Regions from separate parts of the Homo sapiens genome. Here region 1 is linked to region 2. A link is an interaction called in ENCODE POLR2A ChIA-PET data of the cell type or tissue named here. Cell type or tissue: MCF 10A. All regions are shown on one strand. Links, peaks and the distances in the headings refer to the core of each region. The heading gives the core; the rest is flanking DNA.

Region 1 (8,389 bases), core at 182-8,181, 150 kb before region 2:
ACTGCGCCCAGCCTAAATCACTTTCAGAAAGTTAAGAGATTATGTCCAGATGTGGTAAATCAAGAAACAGAAAATTATGTGTATTATAAGAAATAGGTGGCTCAAACCTGTAATCCCAGCATTTTGGAAGGCCGAGGCGGGCAGATGACTTGAGCCCAGGAGTTCGAGAACAGCCTGGACAACATGATGAAACCCCATCTCTACTAAAAATACAAAAATTAGCTGGGCGTGGTGATGGGTGCCTATAATCTTAGCTACTCAGGAGGCTGCGGCAGGAGAATCACTTGAACCTGGGAGGCGGAGGTTGCAATGAGCCAAGACAGGGCCACTGCACTCTAGCCTGGGTGACAGAGTGAGACTCTGTCTCAAAAAAAAAAGGAAAAAGAGGTAAATGGCAGAAAAAATAGTTTGAAAAGTTAAAAAAATAAAATGATTGCCTCTAGGGTACAGTGTTGGGTGAAGGAGAAAGGGATGCCATCTTTTATTAAAAGCCTTTATGTGAAAGTATTACTTTGAAAAAAAAAAGGATTTTACATTATAGTATCTAATTCAAATTTAAAAAATGATTTTAAGAGTGAAAAACTCATTCACTATTTTATTTTTTATAAAGTACTCACAGGATTAATGAATTTATTCACTAGAAAAATCTTTAAATGTTTTTTATAATACAATAGAAAATTATGAAAAGATATGCACCAAATGTTAACAGTTGTTATCCATAAAGTGAGAGTTGTACGTTTTCTTGATTTTATTTATAGTATGTTCTAATTTTCCACAATTAACATTACTTATAAAATGAAAAATAGATTTTTTTTTTTTTTTGAGACACAGTCTCGCTCTTTCGCCCAGGCTGGAGTGCAGTGGCGTTATCTCGGCTCACTGCAAGCTCCGCCTCCCGGGTTCACACCATTCTCCTGCCTCAGCCTCCCGAGTAGCTGGGACTACAGGCACCCGCCACTGCGCCCGGCTAATTTTTTGTATTTTTAGTAGAGACGGGGTTTCACCATGTTAGCCAGGATGGTCTTGTTAGCCAGGATGGTCTCGATCTCCTGACCTCGTGATCCACCTGCCTCGGCCTTACAAAGTGCTGGGATTACAGGAGTGAGCCACCGCGCCCAGCCGATTTTTTTTTAATTGTAAATGCTGAACTATGAAAATCTCATTTCTGAACCTCAAAAATGTTAAGAATATCAATACAGAAAAAATGATGATACACAGAAAATGAAACTAAACAGGAATACATGAATTATCAATACCTAATATTTAAACTCCCTAAGTTTTCTGTATCACAGATTAAAAAATGAAAATTTTGAGGGACCAGGTGTGGTGGCTCACACCTGTAATCCCAGCACTTTGGGAGGCCAAGGCAGGTGGATCACTGGAGGTTAGGAGTTCGAGACTAGCCTGGCCAACGTGGTGAAACCCCATCTCTACTAAAAATACAAAAATTAGCTGGGTATGGTGGTGCACACCTGTAATCCCAGGAGAATCACTTGAACCTGGGAGGCAGAGGTTGCAGTGAGTCAGGATCACGCCACTGAACTCCAGCCTGGGCAGCAGAGTAAGACTTTTGGGGGTGGCCTTTGGCCCAAGTACTTGTACAGCAGACATATTTTAAAAGACGATTTAAAAATAGGCTTCCCAAAGACTATGTTATGTATATTTTACCACATTAAAAAAAAAAAAAGACTTCCTAAATGTTAAAACAGTAAAAGGGATAAAGGGAAAGGGAAAGCACTAATAGTAACAATGTCCACTATAACAGTGTTATTAAAGTCACTGCCTCTTTATCTTAAAGAAAATTAGATTACATACTGTTTCAATTCTTCAACTGTAAAATTAGTAAGATCTGGAACATCTTGATCTTCATTTTGATCTTCCTCCTCTTCAGGGGGAGGCTGAGCAGTTACTTCACTTACTTCTTCAATTAAGAAGAGACATACAAATTTCTTAATACCATTCTCCATGTATTCTCTACAGAGGAACACTATAGTATTATAAGCAAATAGAGAAATCCACCTAGTCCATTCAGTGCTTCTGATCTCAAGTTTACTGGCCAAGGAACCTAATACAATTTTTTATTTTGATATGTGATGTTAACTCTGATTTCTTAAAAGTCATCTATAATAAAAGTCATTTATTTCATTAATATTCAAAACCTTTTCAAAAGTTAATCTAACATACAATTACTGGTAAAAAGCCTGCACATTAGGTATGTTAGTTAACTGAAACACATGTCCACTATAAGGTAGTTCAATCTTAGGAAATCTAAAAGAATTTCATTATAAACCGAAAATCAAAAATAAAAGCTATACCTAGGAATTCAATTATTGTAAGGACCTTTATCATAACTTATATCATTATATTACATCATACATCTCAAAAACTTAATGAAGCTTTGTGTAAATTTAAGTATAAAATCACACTTACGTGTTGTAGCTGAATCAGTTTGGGACAATTTGAGAATTCCTGTTTTTAGCAATTTTGAAAACAATTCATTTACATCCACCTGACTGAGATGATTATCAGGATATGCCTTAGGGAGGGCTCCTAACAAAAAAAAGAAAGAAAGAAAAAAAACCACTTTTGAAGTGAATGTAGAACTTAAAGATGCAAATTATACTAAGCATTTTTCAAAGTTTTCTTCAAGATGTCCTGCCAACAGTAAATTTGACAAAATCTAATTTATTAATAAGTTTAATTTCAAAAGCCCCTAAGATTATCTTTTCATTTAGGTCTACAAGTCAGCATGACTTGAGAATATATTCTTTTTTCCTTCTTTTTTTTTTGTTTTTTTATTATACTTTTAAGTTCTAGGGTACATGTGCACAACGTGCAGGTTTGTTACATAGGTATACATGTGCCATGTTGATTTGCTGCACCAATCAACTCGTCATTTACATTAGGTATTTCTCCTAATGCTATCCCTCCCCCAGACCCCCCACCCCCCGACTGTGCCTGGTGTGTGATGTTCCCTGCCCTGTGTCCAAGTGTTCCCATTGTTCAATTCCTACCTACAAGTGAGAACATGCGGTGTTTGTTTTTCTGCCCTTGTGATAGTTTGCTTAGAATGATGGTTTCCTGCTTCATCCATGTCCCTGCAAAGGACATGAACTCATCCTTTTTTATGGCTGCAAAGTACTCCATGGTGTATATGTGCCACACTTTCTTAATCCAGTCTATCATTGATGGACATTTGGGTTGGTTCCAAGTCTTTGCTATTGTGAATAGTGCCACAATAAACATATGTGTGCACGTGTCTTTATAAAAGCATGATTTATAATCCTTTGGGTATATACCCAGTAATGGGATTGCTGGGTCAAATAGTATTTCTAGTTCTAGATGCTTGAGGAATCACCACACTGGAGTTGAGAATATATTCTAAAACAAATGCTGACAACACTGAAAATAATGACCCTTTATGCTCCCTTCTCCCAAGCAATGCAGCACCACCCCATCTCCAACTTTCCACCTTTCTAATCTCTCTTCCTCATCTTCTAAGTACACTGGAAAAAGTAGTTTTATATAGATGAAATAGTTTATTACCCCTTAGCACTAAGCCTAAGTGGAAGTACTCCTGACCTCAATGCTCCCTGACGTAACAGGAAAACTGAAACAGGGAGATGAATCAGATGGCTCAGAGTATACCTGCTCCTATGACCTTTGCTAAAAAGCATACTGCCCTTGCAAAGCAGCTCAAGCTATTGCTGAAAAGGTGTCATGGTTACTAAAGCTTCAATAACTTGAATAAATAAGATAAGCCTAACAATCTTGTTCTGCTTGATAAGGAATCCTCATTGGTGAGGAATCATTCCAGTCTCATATTTTTCCAAGCACTATTCTAATAATTGTGATTCTTTTTTTGTTTTTGTTTTTGTTTTGAGACAGAGTCTCACTCTGTTGCCCAGGCTGGAGTGCAGGGGCACGATCTCAGCTCACTGCAAGCTCCACCTCCTGGGTTCACACCGTTCTCCTGCCTCAGCCTCCAGAGCAGCTGGACTACAGGTGCGTGCCACCACACCCAGCTAATTTCTTTTTGTATTTTTAGTAGAGACGGGGTTTCACCGTGTTAGCCAGGATGGTCCTGATCTCCTGACTCCATGATCTGCCTGCCTTAGCCTCCCAAAAGTGCTGGGATTACAGGTGTGAGCTACAGTGCCCGGCCATAATTGTGATTCTTTAACTATGAAAACAATATTTTAGGCCAGGTGCAGCGGCTCACACCTGTAATCCCAGCACTTTGGGAGGGTGATGCAGGTGGATCACCTGAGGTCAGGAGTTTGAGACCAGCCTGGCCAATATGGTGAAACCCCGTCTCTACTAAAAAATACAAAAATTAGCCGGTTGTGGTAGCCCATGCCTGTAATCCAGCTACTCAGAAGGCTGAGGCATGAGAATCGTTTGAAACTGGGAGGAGGTTGCAGTGAGCCAAGATCACCCCACTGTACTCCAGCCTGGACAAAAGAGCAAGAAGACCCTATCTCAAAAAAAAGAAAACAATATTTTAATGTATTTGTATGTCACTATGATGCATCTCACTACACCTATACAGAAAAGTTCTGAACCACTAAAAATTCCTCTTAATGGCAGAAATTCAATTTGCATCCACATACAGATAATCCCTACCCTTAACCACTGTATACATTTATCATACTGCCTTATATATCGTAGGCTAATTAATGTCTGTTCAAACTAAATGTCTGAATACATGAATGAAGAGATCAACTTCAATAATCAATTACAGTAACATTTAACTCACTAGTTTAACCTTTACTTTCCTTTAAATTAGCTATTTATATGCCTAAGATGCACAATTAGCTATTCAGATGTCTGAGGGCAGCCAAGTCTAGTAACCAACAGCATAAACTGTGGAACCAGACTCCAGGGATTTTAACCAGAAATTCCACTTTCTAGTTGTGTGACATAATCAAGTTCCTTATCTATGCCTCAGTTTCCCGTGCCTGTAAAAAGGGTAATAATAGTTCCTACCTAAGATTGATATGAGGTTAAATGAATTAATATTTCTAAGGAACTGAGGTGTTTGGCATTATTATGTGTTTTTTGTTAAACCAAAAAAAAAAAATCAATAGCCTTTCTATATTATAAAGCTCTTTGAGGCCGAGTGTGGTGGCTCATGCCTATAAACCCAACACTTTGGGAGGCCGAGGTGGGAGGATTGCTTGAGTTCAGGTGTTTGAGACCAGCCTGGGCTACATAGTGAGCACCCTCTTTAAAAAAAAAAAAAAAACTTTAAAAATAAAAATAAAGGTCTTTGAAGGATGAACCTTATTAAATTCATCCTAGCATACTGCCTAGCATACAGCAGATGACTAATATATGTCTGAAAAATGAACATGGGTATATTTCCTACTAGAAAAGGGATGTTTACACTTTCAAATTAGAGAAGGAACCTTGAGAGAAGCTAAATATAGCACACTGAAAACTGTTGACACATCTTTTAAGAGTAAGAAGAACTTGAAGAATGAAGACACACCTAATGTCCCATTCAATACCCCCTAACAAGGGGAATAATTATGATTTCCTCTGTGACACTGCTATGTCCTGTACACATACACATATAACCCAAGGTTGTAAAAGCAAAACAAGGCTGGGCACAGTGGCTCATACCTGTAGTCCCAGCACTTTGGGAGGTCAAGGCAGGTGGATCACCTGAGGTCAGGATTCAAGCCACCCTGACCAATATGGTGAAACTCTGCCTCTATTAAAAATACAAAAATTAGCCAGGTGTAGTGGCATGTGCCTGTAGTCCCAGCTACTGGGGAGGCTGAGCCCGGGAGAACTGCTTGAATTCAGGAGGCAGAGGTTGCAGTGAGCTGAGATCATGCCACTGCACTCCAGCCTGGGTGACAAGAGCAAGACTCGTCTCAAAAAAAAAAAAAAAAAAAAAAAAAAAAGAAAGAAAGAAAGAAACAAGAAAATTTGTAGTTTCTGTAGAGCATCTCATGCCACTAACCCCAATATAACAAATCCTCTGCTCAACAATAAAAACTGAGTTCTAAAGGAAAATACATTAATATAGCACTTGACAAGTTACAAGTTACAAAGTACTTTTGCATATACTATATCATTTGATTCTCTAAAAAAAAAAAAACAACAACAAAACAGACAAATACTGATACTACCATATCATGTTTTTTTTTTGGTTTTTGGTTTTTTTTCTGAGACGGAGTCTCACTCTGTCACCAGGCCTAAGTGCAGTGGCCTGATCTTGGCTCACTGCAACCTCCACCTCCTGGGTTCAAGCGATTCTCCTGCCTCAGTCTCCTGAGTAGCTGGGACTACAGGCATGCACCACCACACCCAGCTAATTTTTGTATTTTTAGTAGAGACGAGGTTTCACCATGTTGGCCAGGATGGTCTCCATCTCTTGACCTTGTGATCCACCTGCCTCGTCCTCCCAGAGTGCTGGGATTATAGGCGTGAGCCACCATGCCCGGCCCATATGCTGTTTACAGAGGGAAAAAACTGAACCTCAGGGGAGATACTTGCTTAAAGCCTGCGCATTTATAAAGTAACATAGTAGAGATTCCAACCCTGGTCTTCTGGGCTTTAGATCCCAAATTCTTTCCTTCTCTTTTCATTATAGTAACAAAATAATAATAATAACAAATATTAATTAGTCATAATTGTCCATGTAGAAATTAAAACTTAAAAGCTTCCAAATTCATTGAATTTCTTGACACAATTTAAGGACTAATGTATAAAAAAGAGCTTGGCTAGGATTTCCTAATTACTTCAGAAGTTTTGGAAAACTCCATAAATTTATTGTAAACTGATTAACTCAATACTACAGTAAAGCATGTTTCTGAAACAGCTGTTTCAATGATTCAGAAATGAAAGCAAGTATCACTAATGTATGTACTTCCCTATTACCACATATTAAAACTAAAATTCATTTTGCCGGGCATGGTGGCTCACACCTGCCATCTCAGCACTTTGGGAGGCTGAGGTGGGCAGATCACTTGAGGTCAGGAGCTCGAGACCAGCCTGGCCAAGATGGTGAAACCCCGTAAAAATACAAAAGTTAGCCCAGTCTGGTGGCACACGCCTGTAGTCCCAGCTACTTGGGAGGCTGAGACAGGAGAATCGCTTGAACCCCGGAGGCAGAGGCTGCAGTGAGGCAATATGACACTACTGCACTCCAGACTGGGTAAGAGAGCAAGATTCTGCCTCATAAATAAATAAATAAATAAAACTAAAATCCATTTTAAAAGTCCTTTTATCTAGTACTAAGCATCACCCCATAGTAACAAAGATGCTTATCAGTGAACCTGGCTAGGAAAGCCGCTTTTTGCTATTTGAGTGCCCACAAAAACATAAAAATTAATCAACTTTATTAATGCAGTATCCTCAGTATTCACTGAGATTTCTAAGGTCTGTCATTTATTTCATTCTATCTCAACACAAATGTCATACCTTCCCTCCCACTCCCAGTTTCCACCCAATAGGTTTCCTTCCCTTTGTTTAGTGGACTACAAGTCCCCGCTAACCATCTCTAGCTGTAAATAGGGTCATTATGAATACACATCCACAATGTAAATAAACTTAGAAAAGGAACAAAAATATGTCAGCCAGATTAAATTTCTCTAAATTAAATATACCTTTGCAAAACTGTCATTTCCTAAAATTCACAAAGTTAGCTATTCAACAAAACAATAATCATTTGTCTTTTGAAAAACAAAGTTCAGAAAGTACATACCTGAAGGATTCTGAACAAATCCAGGATTTTGTGGATGAACTGGTAAAAACTGTTGTCCTTGACCAAAAGCTACTGGCTGAGCAACACCACTCAGAACCTTTAAGAAAAACCTTAATTTTAAGAACATGCTTTCTATATTTCAAGTAAAACTTTTAACATCCTAATTACATAAAAATATTCATAGATGTCACAAGGCCTGGCTTATAAATAAAGATTTAGAAAGATAACTTGGCTGCATCACTTCACTTCTAGGTCTTCTACAAACAGGAACAATAAAACCTTCCCTTATCTGTTTCATAGAGGTATAAGTTACTGAGAATGGGTTAAAACTTCTTTGAAAAGTTTAAGGTACCTACTAGAGAGGCAAAGTAGCCCCCCAAAAAGGAAACTGTAAGATACCATGCAAATATAAGGTAACTAGCTGTGTTACTTTACACAAGTCACTTTACCTTGCTGGTGCTTTCCCTTATTTTACAAATAGAAGAACTGACATAATGCAATATGATCTATACACAATCACAAGGGCTAGTTAGGAGCAAAACTGAGGCCAGAACTCCTAACCCTTGCCACTTTTCCACAGATATCAAAAGCCTGTTCTAATTAGCATTCTGAATTACCAAGCAGGTAAGCATCTTGCTTGGCCATCATCTTTGCACATGGTTATAGCCA
Region 2 (8,389 bases), core at 215-8,214:
AAAAAAGACTTTTTTTTGAGACAGGGTCTTGCTTTGTTTCTCAGGCTGGAGTACAGTGGCATGAACACGGCTCAACATAGCCTTGACCTCCTGAGATCAAGCAGTCCTCCCACCTCAGGCTCCCAAGAAGCTGGGACTACAGGCATATACCACCACACCCAACTAATTTTTTTTTTTTTTTGAAGAGATGCGGTCTCACCATGTTACCCAGGCTGCTCTTGAACTCCTGGTCTCAAGCGATCCTCCTGCTTTGGCCTCCCAAAATGCTGGGATTATAAGCATGAGCCACCACACCTGGCATTGAAAAGACATTAAAAAAATTTTTTTAAATGGCTTTTGGGTTATAAGTGGTTTTTGGTTACATGGATAAATTCTACAGTGGTGAATTCTGAGATTTTAGTGCACCTGTCAACCAAACAGTGTACACCCTACTCAGTATGTAGTCTTTTATCCCTCACTCCCCTTGCCCACTCCTTCCCCAGGTCACAAATTTCATTATATTGCTCTGTATTGTTTTTGTGTCCTCACAGCTTAGTTCCCACTTAAGTAAGAAAACAAGGTATCTGGTTTTCCATTCCTGAGTTACTTCACTTAGAATAATGGCTTCCAGCTCAATCCAAGTTGCTGCAAAAGACATTATTCTATTCCTTTTTATGGCTGAGTAGTATTCTATGGTGGATATATACCACATTTTCTTTATCCACTCATTGGTTGATGGGCACTTAGGTCGGTTCCATATCTTTGCAATTGTGAATTGTGCTGCTACAAGTATGCATGTAGATGTGTGTAAAAAGAAATTTTTGAGATGATATCAAGGAATTACTGTTACTTTTATTCAGGTGTGATAATAATAGTATAATGTAAGAAGATGAATAATATAGAGATGAGTTCTGAGGTACATAGGAATAAAATGATATGATGTAGAATTTGTTTAAAAATATTTAAACAGCCTGGATGCTAAGGTTCATACCTGTAATCCCAGCACTTTGGGAGACTGAGGCAGGTGGTTTGCTGCATCCCAGAGGTTGAGGCTGCAGTGAGCCATGATGACACCACTGCACTCCAGCCTGGGCAACAGAGCGAGACCCTGTCTCAAAATAATAATAATAATAATAATAAAATATTTAAGCAAAGAAAAAAATAGGGGGGGAAAGGGATAGATTAAGTTAACGTGTCAAAATCTTGGTAAGTGTTGAACTTTGGTAATGGGTGTTGGGGGGTCTGCTTTTATGTATATTTGAAAACTTTATAATCATATATTTAAAATATTTGAACACAACACAAAAGAGGGTTTAATGGCAGTGGGGTTGTTGGTGATGGCTGTCTTCAATGTGTCTGTCTCTTGAGTTATACTTCTTTATTCTGGTTGGCTACTTCCTGTGGTAGTCATGTTGGCGTCCTCTGTTGCTTGTCTTTGGACTAGATCTCTTGATGTTTCTTTTATACCACTTAGTGAAGGACATCCTCCAGGAGCTTTTTTTTGTTTGTTTTTGAGAAAGGGTCTCACTCAGTTGCCCAGGCTGGAGTGCAGTGAAGTGAAACAGCTCATTGTAGCCTCGAACTCTTGGGCTCAAGTGATCCTCTCAAGTACCTGGGACCACAGGTGCATGCCACCATGCCTGGCTAACTTTTTCACTTTTTGTGGAGATAGGGTCTCGCCATGTTGGTCAGGCTGCTCCCAAACTGCTGCGCTTAAGCAATCTTGCTGTCTTAGCCTCCCAAAGTAGGAGCTTCTTATAAAACGGTGCATGGAATATGAATTTCTGGGTCTTGTATACTTTAAAGTATCTTTCTTCTATTCTCGTGCTTTATTGGTAGTTTATTTGGGTATTGCACTCTAAGTTGAAAATCATTTTCCTTCAGATTTTAAAGGCATTGCTTTATTGTCTTTTTATTGTTGCTGTAGAGAAGTTGGAAGGGTTCTGATTTCTGATTCTTTATATATAACCTATTTGTCTTTCCCTCCTCTCTGACAGTTTGTAAAATCTTCTCTTTGTCTGCAGTTTTCTGAAGTTTCACAGTGTGCTTCGTGTGCTGGGCCCTTTCAACCTGGCAACCTGCATCCTTCAGTTCTCTGAAATTTTATTGAATATATTGTTATGATTTTTCTTTTTTCTGCTCTTTCCTGGGAATTTCTCTTATTTGGATATAGGACCCCTCCTGTACTGGACCTTTAGAATATTCTTAACTTCTCTCTGCTGTTTCCATATCTTTGTCTTTTGATTTTATTCTTTAGAAGATTTCGATTTTATCATTCAATCCTTTTATTGAAGATTTAAAAAAAGTCTGCTATTATGTTGTCAATGTCTAAGAGCTCTTTTTGTTCTCTATGTTTCCTTTATATAGCATCCTATTTTTGTTTCATGGATGTAGTTTTATTTCATTTTTGTGAGAATATTAATGGTATTTCCGCCCTTGCATATTATCTGTTTCCTTCAAGTCACTTTTTTTTGTGTTTGCCATGGTCTGTATCTTTATTAGAGGCTTTCCCAAGATGTCACTCTAAAATGTGATCCTTGGCTGTGTTGCTCCTGATTAAGAGGGGGAGGAAAAAAGCTGTCAAGACCTTGACATTATGCTAAGTGAAAGAAGTCACTCACAAAAGACCACAGAGTGTAGGATTTCATTTATATGAAATGGCCAGAATGGACAAATCTATACAGACAAAAAAATAGATTAGTAGTTACTTGCGGCTGGGGAGTGGGGGGAATGCAGAGTGACTACTAATGTGTGTAGGATTTTCATTGGGGGAATGGAAAATGTTCTAAAATTGATTGTGGTGATGGTTGTACAACTCTGTAAATATGCTAAAAACCATTGAAATGTACATTTTATTTTTTTTCATTTAGTTCCTAGAGAAAATTGCATATTTTAAAAGGGTGAATTATATGGTATGTGACATAAAGCTTTTTTTAAAAAGTACTGTCAGGAAACTCTGAATACAGAATGGAGATAATTAGCTCTGAGCCTCACGGTACGGTGATCTGGATGGGCTGTTTGTTGGGCTCCCCTGATGTTACCATCTTCAGGTTTTCCCTTGGGTACATTCACCAGCAAAGAGTCTTTCACTCTTCTTCGGATGGTGGGGTTCTATCTGACTATGTTTTGGTACTCGGGAGAAGAAACATGGGAACCTTTGCACTCTACCTTCTGTAGACATAGTGCCTTATCTGTGATATGTTTCCCCCTCATCCACGCTGGATACTGCCAGGCCAAAGACACTCTTACTTTTTTTTTATGGGGAATGCTAAAGATTTACAAAAGTAGGGAGGGCAATACAGTGAATTCCCATGTACCCATCATTCAGGTTCACTAGTTTTCACTTGATGGATATTTTAGTTTGCTTTGTATCCCGCAATCCCCTTCCTCAGATTATTTCAAGCAAATGCTGGATATTTCTGTTTTGTGCTCCCCAGAGACAGGCCTTTGGAGTTTTGTTAATGAGGAGGGGGAATCTAGGTATCTAACTCCTTGAGTAGCCTTCTCTCTTGTGTTCTTTATTCTAGCATCCTATACGCCTGCTCTAGGAGTACAAGGTACTGTCAGTTCCTGTGTTTTTTAAGGATTCTGTGGTTTAAATCAGCTGAATTCCACATTTTCTGAGTATGCTAAGTCAATTACTACTTGTTCATCTGCTTCCCAAGCTTCCAAAATTTGACACCATTGTCTTATCTTCTCTGTACTTATAAGGTTTTTTTTAATAAAAATAAAGCACTTTACTGAATTTTTGTGGGGTTTTTGGAATAAGTGAAATTAGATGCAGTAGTTCAGTGTGACACCTTCTCCAGATTGGCTGCTCTTTTTTTTCTTTTCAATCTTGCCCTATCCTATTGTTAGTCCATTTTTGCATTACTACAAAGAAATACTTGAAGCTGGGAAAATTATAAAGAAAGGAAATCTAACTGGCTCACAGTTTTACAGGCTTTACAGGAAGCATGGTGCTGGCCTCTGCTTCTGGTGAGACCTCAGAAAGCTTACAGTCATGACAGAAGGTGACCGGGAGCCAGAATGTTACATGTGAGAGTGGAAACAAGAGAGAGTGAGGACAGAGGTGCCGTACTCTTAACCAGATCTCACATGAACTACCGGAGCCAGAATTCACTCATCACCAAGGGGATGGTGCTAACCATTCATGATGGATCTATCCCATGATCCAAACACCTCACACTAGGCCACACCTCCAACACTGAGAATTACATTTCAACATGAGATTTGAAGGGGACAGATATCCAAATCATATCACGTATCCTATTCTACTCAGCCCTATGGCCTTATTTTTTTTTATGTATGTGTGTATGTGTATCTATATCTATGTCTTTTTTTTGAGACAGGGTCTTGCTGTGTAGCCTAGGTGGGAGTGCAGTGGCATGATCAGAGGTCACTGTGGCCTCAACCTCCCAGGCTCAAGTGATCCTCCCATCTCAGTCTCCCTTGTAGCTAGGGCTATAGGTACACACCACCACATCTGGCTAATTTTTTAATTTTCTTGAAGAGATGGGGGTCTCACTATGTTTCCTAGGCTGGTCTCAAACTCCTGGGCTCAAGCAATCCTCCCACCTTGGCTTCCCAAAGTGCTGGGATTATAGATGTGAGTCACCATGCCTGGCCTTGTATCTATATCTATATCATCTATCTATATCTGTTTATCTATACCTATGTATATATTTTATTTGCCTGGAAAACTCCTTTTCAATTTTTTAAGAACAAAGAGGAGTTTTTCCTTATTTTAACATGCTTCTCTTTTGACCTTAAGCCCAGGCAAAGGTAAGGAGTCCCAGCTTCTGTGTACTCCCCTCTTATTATAGAAGTGTTTGCTTGCACTTTGCTGCATTACAGTTTATTTACCTATCTGTCCTGGCTTGTGAAGTAACAGCTATACGTTATTTTTCTTTGTATCATGAGCACAGTGCCTCACTCCCAGTAAACATGTTAACTCTCAGACTGGATAATTCAGCATTGTAATTTCAGGAGTGGGGATGAGCTGCAGTGCCCCTTTCCTTCTTGTCTTTTACAAGCACAACTGTTTGGTAAATATAAAGGAGCAAAACATGCCCTGAGGGCTTGTTGTTATGCAATGTTGTTCCCTTTGCTTTCAAGTCTGGTGTTTTTTACACAGTCAGCAGGTTGCAGAGGGAGTGAGGGCAGCTATAACAGTGTAAACATCCTAACAAAGAATGAATGGACTCAGTCAGAGATGTGTTGTTTCCTTCGTTTGATTAAAAGGCTTATGGTCTACACTGTGCTTCACAATGAGAAACTTCTTAGTTCTGCAGCATCTTCCATTGCTTTTTCTCTTCTGATAAAATGTCAGGAGAATTTTAAAAAATTGCTGATTTTGTTGTTAAAAAATCAGATATGAAGGTATTATCAATGTGAAGTCCTGGTAAAATGCAAATGGATAGCTTTGAAAGGGTAACATTTAACCTGTTGTTTCTTAAAGTGTGTTCTCCAAGTTGCTATACATCTTCCTCCAGGGGAAAAGAAATAGGGAACTTACTAGCGTTCAAACAAACTTGGGATGCTCGGTTAAACGGAGTTAAATAGGGTTTCCTACTTCAAGACACCTCAGATCTTGAAAGATGCTATAACTCTCTCCTCCAGGAGGAAAGAAATAGGGAATTAACTAGTAGTCAAACAAACTTGGGATGCTGAGTTCAACACAGTTAAGTAGGGTTCTTTACTTCACGCTTGTTACTGTGCATTGCAGATCTCCTAGAGGGGTACATCGTAGGCAGCATTTTCTAAATTTACTTTTCATCTGAGTAACAGTAGCATTTCAGTGTTGTGTTTTGTGGAACACACACAATTCTGGAAACAGCCTCTTAGCTTAAATCCATCCTTTGTGGTCTTGTTCAAATGCCACTTCCTCTAAGGCTTTTCTGTCTACCCCCAGAGATATACAATGTTTTCCTTCTTTGAATTGTACTGCCTTCACTTGTCTAATTGTCTCCTCACCCTTCCCCTACCCTATAAGAGGTCATACATTTTTTGTACATGTTATATCACTTTCCACTGCATCAGGGACATTGCCTTCCATAAAACTGCTCAAGAAATGTTTGCAGTACTGCATTGGTTCCTTAGTTGAGTCATCCTAGAGTCCAGAGGGCACTGGCAGGGTGGGGAAGCCTGAGGCAGATCTGGAGTTTGAGACCCTCACTATTTTGGCATGTAGATGGGTGGGGAGCTTGCTCGCTGTGTCCTTGCTGGACACAGGGCCAGTGTAAGAAGTTGGTCCTGAAGGGCAGAATTGGAAAGCGAAAAACAAGAGATGCTGACCTTATAAATCAAATGTGCTGAAGGCCTATTGTATGCCTGTGGTAAGCTTTGAATACTTAAACTTAACGCTAACCTTTCAAGTTGGTGATATTCTTCTGATTCTCTAGATGAGAAAATGGGGCATCAGAAAGGCAAAGCAGAAGTAAGTACTGGGGCTGCAAAGATGAATAAAATCCAGTCCTTCCCCAAGAGGCCCCGGGATATGGAGTAGATAGTCTTATAAGTAAATAATTGTGAGCAGTGGGGTAACTGCACGGATTAAACTCTGTCGAGGTATTGTGGGAGAACCAAATAGGAGACTCTGACCTCTGTATGGGAGATGGGAGGGAAGGCATGGCAGGTGGTGAATCCAAGAAAGCTTTCAGAAGGAGAGTGATGCCTGAGCAAGGTGGAATAAGAATGCATGGGCTGAAGCATGGAGGTGAGACGTATCACGGGGAATTCACTGTTACTGGGCTATAAAATGTGAGTTTGGTGAGAATTGAGGCTGGCAAAATTGAGAGGATATTATAAACAGATTGAAGAGTTCTGGACTTGATTTTGAAATGGGAAGCCATTGTAGGGTTTTCAGTAGAAGAGCAATGAGCCAGCACGTGTTTTGGATATGTATTAGCCAAGGTGGAAGTGAATCTGAGCTGGGTAGGACCTGAGGCAGGGCCATCAGCTGGGGCTCTCAGCACTGGTGCAGGGGAGATAGGATGAAGTCTGACCCACGGCAGTAGCACGAGTAGAAGAGAGGAGGAGACTGGTTTGATAAATATTCAGCAGGTAAATCAGCAAGACAGGAGCAGACAAGAGTCAAGTACAACCCTCAGGCTTTGTGCTTGTGCATGCCTCTTCTTCCCTTAACCAACATTTCAAGTCTGCCCTTATCTGAGCGCTGACCTTAAGCAAATCCTATGTGAAATGTAGGTTTATGAACAATTAATTAGGAGACAGTGTTTTATGGGGAGATTGTGACATGAGATTTCTTTAAATACTATTGCTTTCAGAGCATTTATATGTTGTGTATCTCAGAATTCTTATTTTTCTAACTTCAGGAACAAATCTATTGGGTAAAGCAGTGGTTCCCAAGCTAGATTATCACCAGAATCAACTGAGAATATTTTCCCCCAACTATTAGAAAAATTTTAATCATACTGAGAATTTGAAAGAGTAACAAATTGAACACCCAAATACCCACCAACTAAATTAAACAATTGTTAACATTTTGTCTTATTTCTCATGTTTGTGTGTATGTGTATATATACATATATATATATACACATACATACATATGCATATATACATATATGCTGGACCATTTGAAAGTTGCAAATGTTATAACACTTCACCTGAAACTCTCATTTCAGCATGTGTATTCTAAGAATAAAGACATTTGATACAACATAAAATTGTATCTAAAACAAAAAACAAAATGATCATCTGATATCAGGCCATGTTCATATTTCCCCAGTTGTGACCAGGGGGTATTTTTACTTCATTATTATTATTTTTTAAATTGCCCATTACTAATGAAAGAAACATTTTGTAGTATTCTAGATTTCACTTCTGATTCTGGTCAGTTATTCTTTTTTTTATTTAAAAGTTGTCTTTATTTTAAAATTATAAAATAAAGGATACTTATTTAAAAATTCAAGCAATGCAAAAATATCTAATAAAAATACTAAAGTAAAAATTGGAAGACCTTTCTCCATTATTGGAAGTTAATGGAACAGACTTTCTTAATCAGAATATCTAGGGAAGGGATCTAGCAGTTTTATTTTTAAGAAGCTCTTTGGACCAAGTGCGGTGGCTCACACCTGTAATACCAACACTTTGGGAAGCTGAGGCAGGAGGATCACTTGAGGCCAGGAGTTCAAGACCAGCCTGGGCAATATAGTGAGACCATGTCTCCAGAAAAATTTAAAAATTAGCTGAGTGTGGTGGCATGTGCTTGTAGTCCCAGCTACAAGGGAGGCTGAGGTGGGACAATCACCTGAGCCTGGCAGGTCCAGGCTTCACTGGCCATGTGATCGTGCTACTGGATTCCAGCCTGAGCAACAGAGCAAGGCCCTGTTCCCTATCTCTCCCACCCCTTCACCCCCACCCCTAATAAGAAGAAGCTCTTTGG

The links. ChIA-PET counts read pairs that join two places held together with the same protein. Peaks named below come from ENCODE experiments on the same cell type or tissue, not always from the same donor. Only the 100,000 strongest peaks of a DNase experiment are listed, where the experiment ranks them.
Region 1: POLR2A ChIA-PET joins it to region 2 with 6 read pairs; 6 of 35 experiments call an interaction of 5 or more read pairs at or near these places.

What each region holds. Positions count from the first base shown.
Region 1 is chr11:83,171,246-83,179,634 of GRCh38, reverse strand. PCF11 (PCF11 cleavage and polyadenylation factor subunit) reads right to left here. Exons shown (of 16, transcript NM_001346413.3): 9 at 7,721-7,817; 10 at 2,431-2,550; 11 at 1,816-1,921. Among named protein-coding and RNA genes, the nearest start is that of PCF11-AS1, 12 kb to the left of the region's middle. In MCF 10A, for the core only: no CTCF peak of the experiment used is centred there; no DNase peak of the experiment used is centred there.
Region 2 is chr11:83,022,126-83,030,514 of GRCh38, reverse strand. The region is part of intron 1 of RAB30 (RAB30, member RAS oncogene family); the gene reads left to right. Among named protein-coding and RNA genes, the nearest start is that of SNORA70E, 15 kb to the left of the region's middle. In MCF 10A, for the core only: no CTCF peak of the experiment used is centred there; a DNase peak (open chromatin) is centred at 5,074.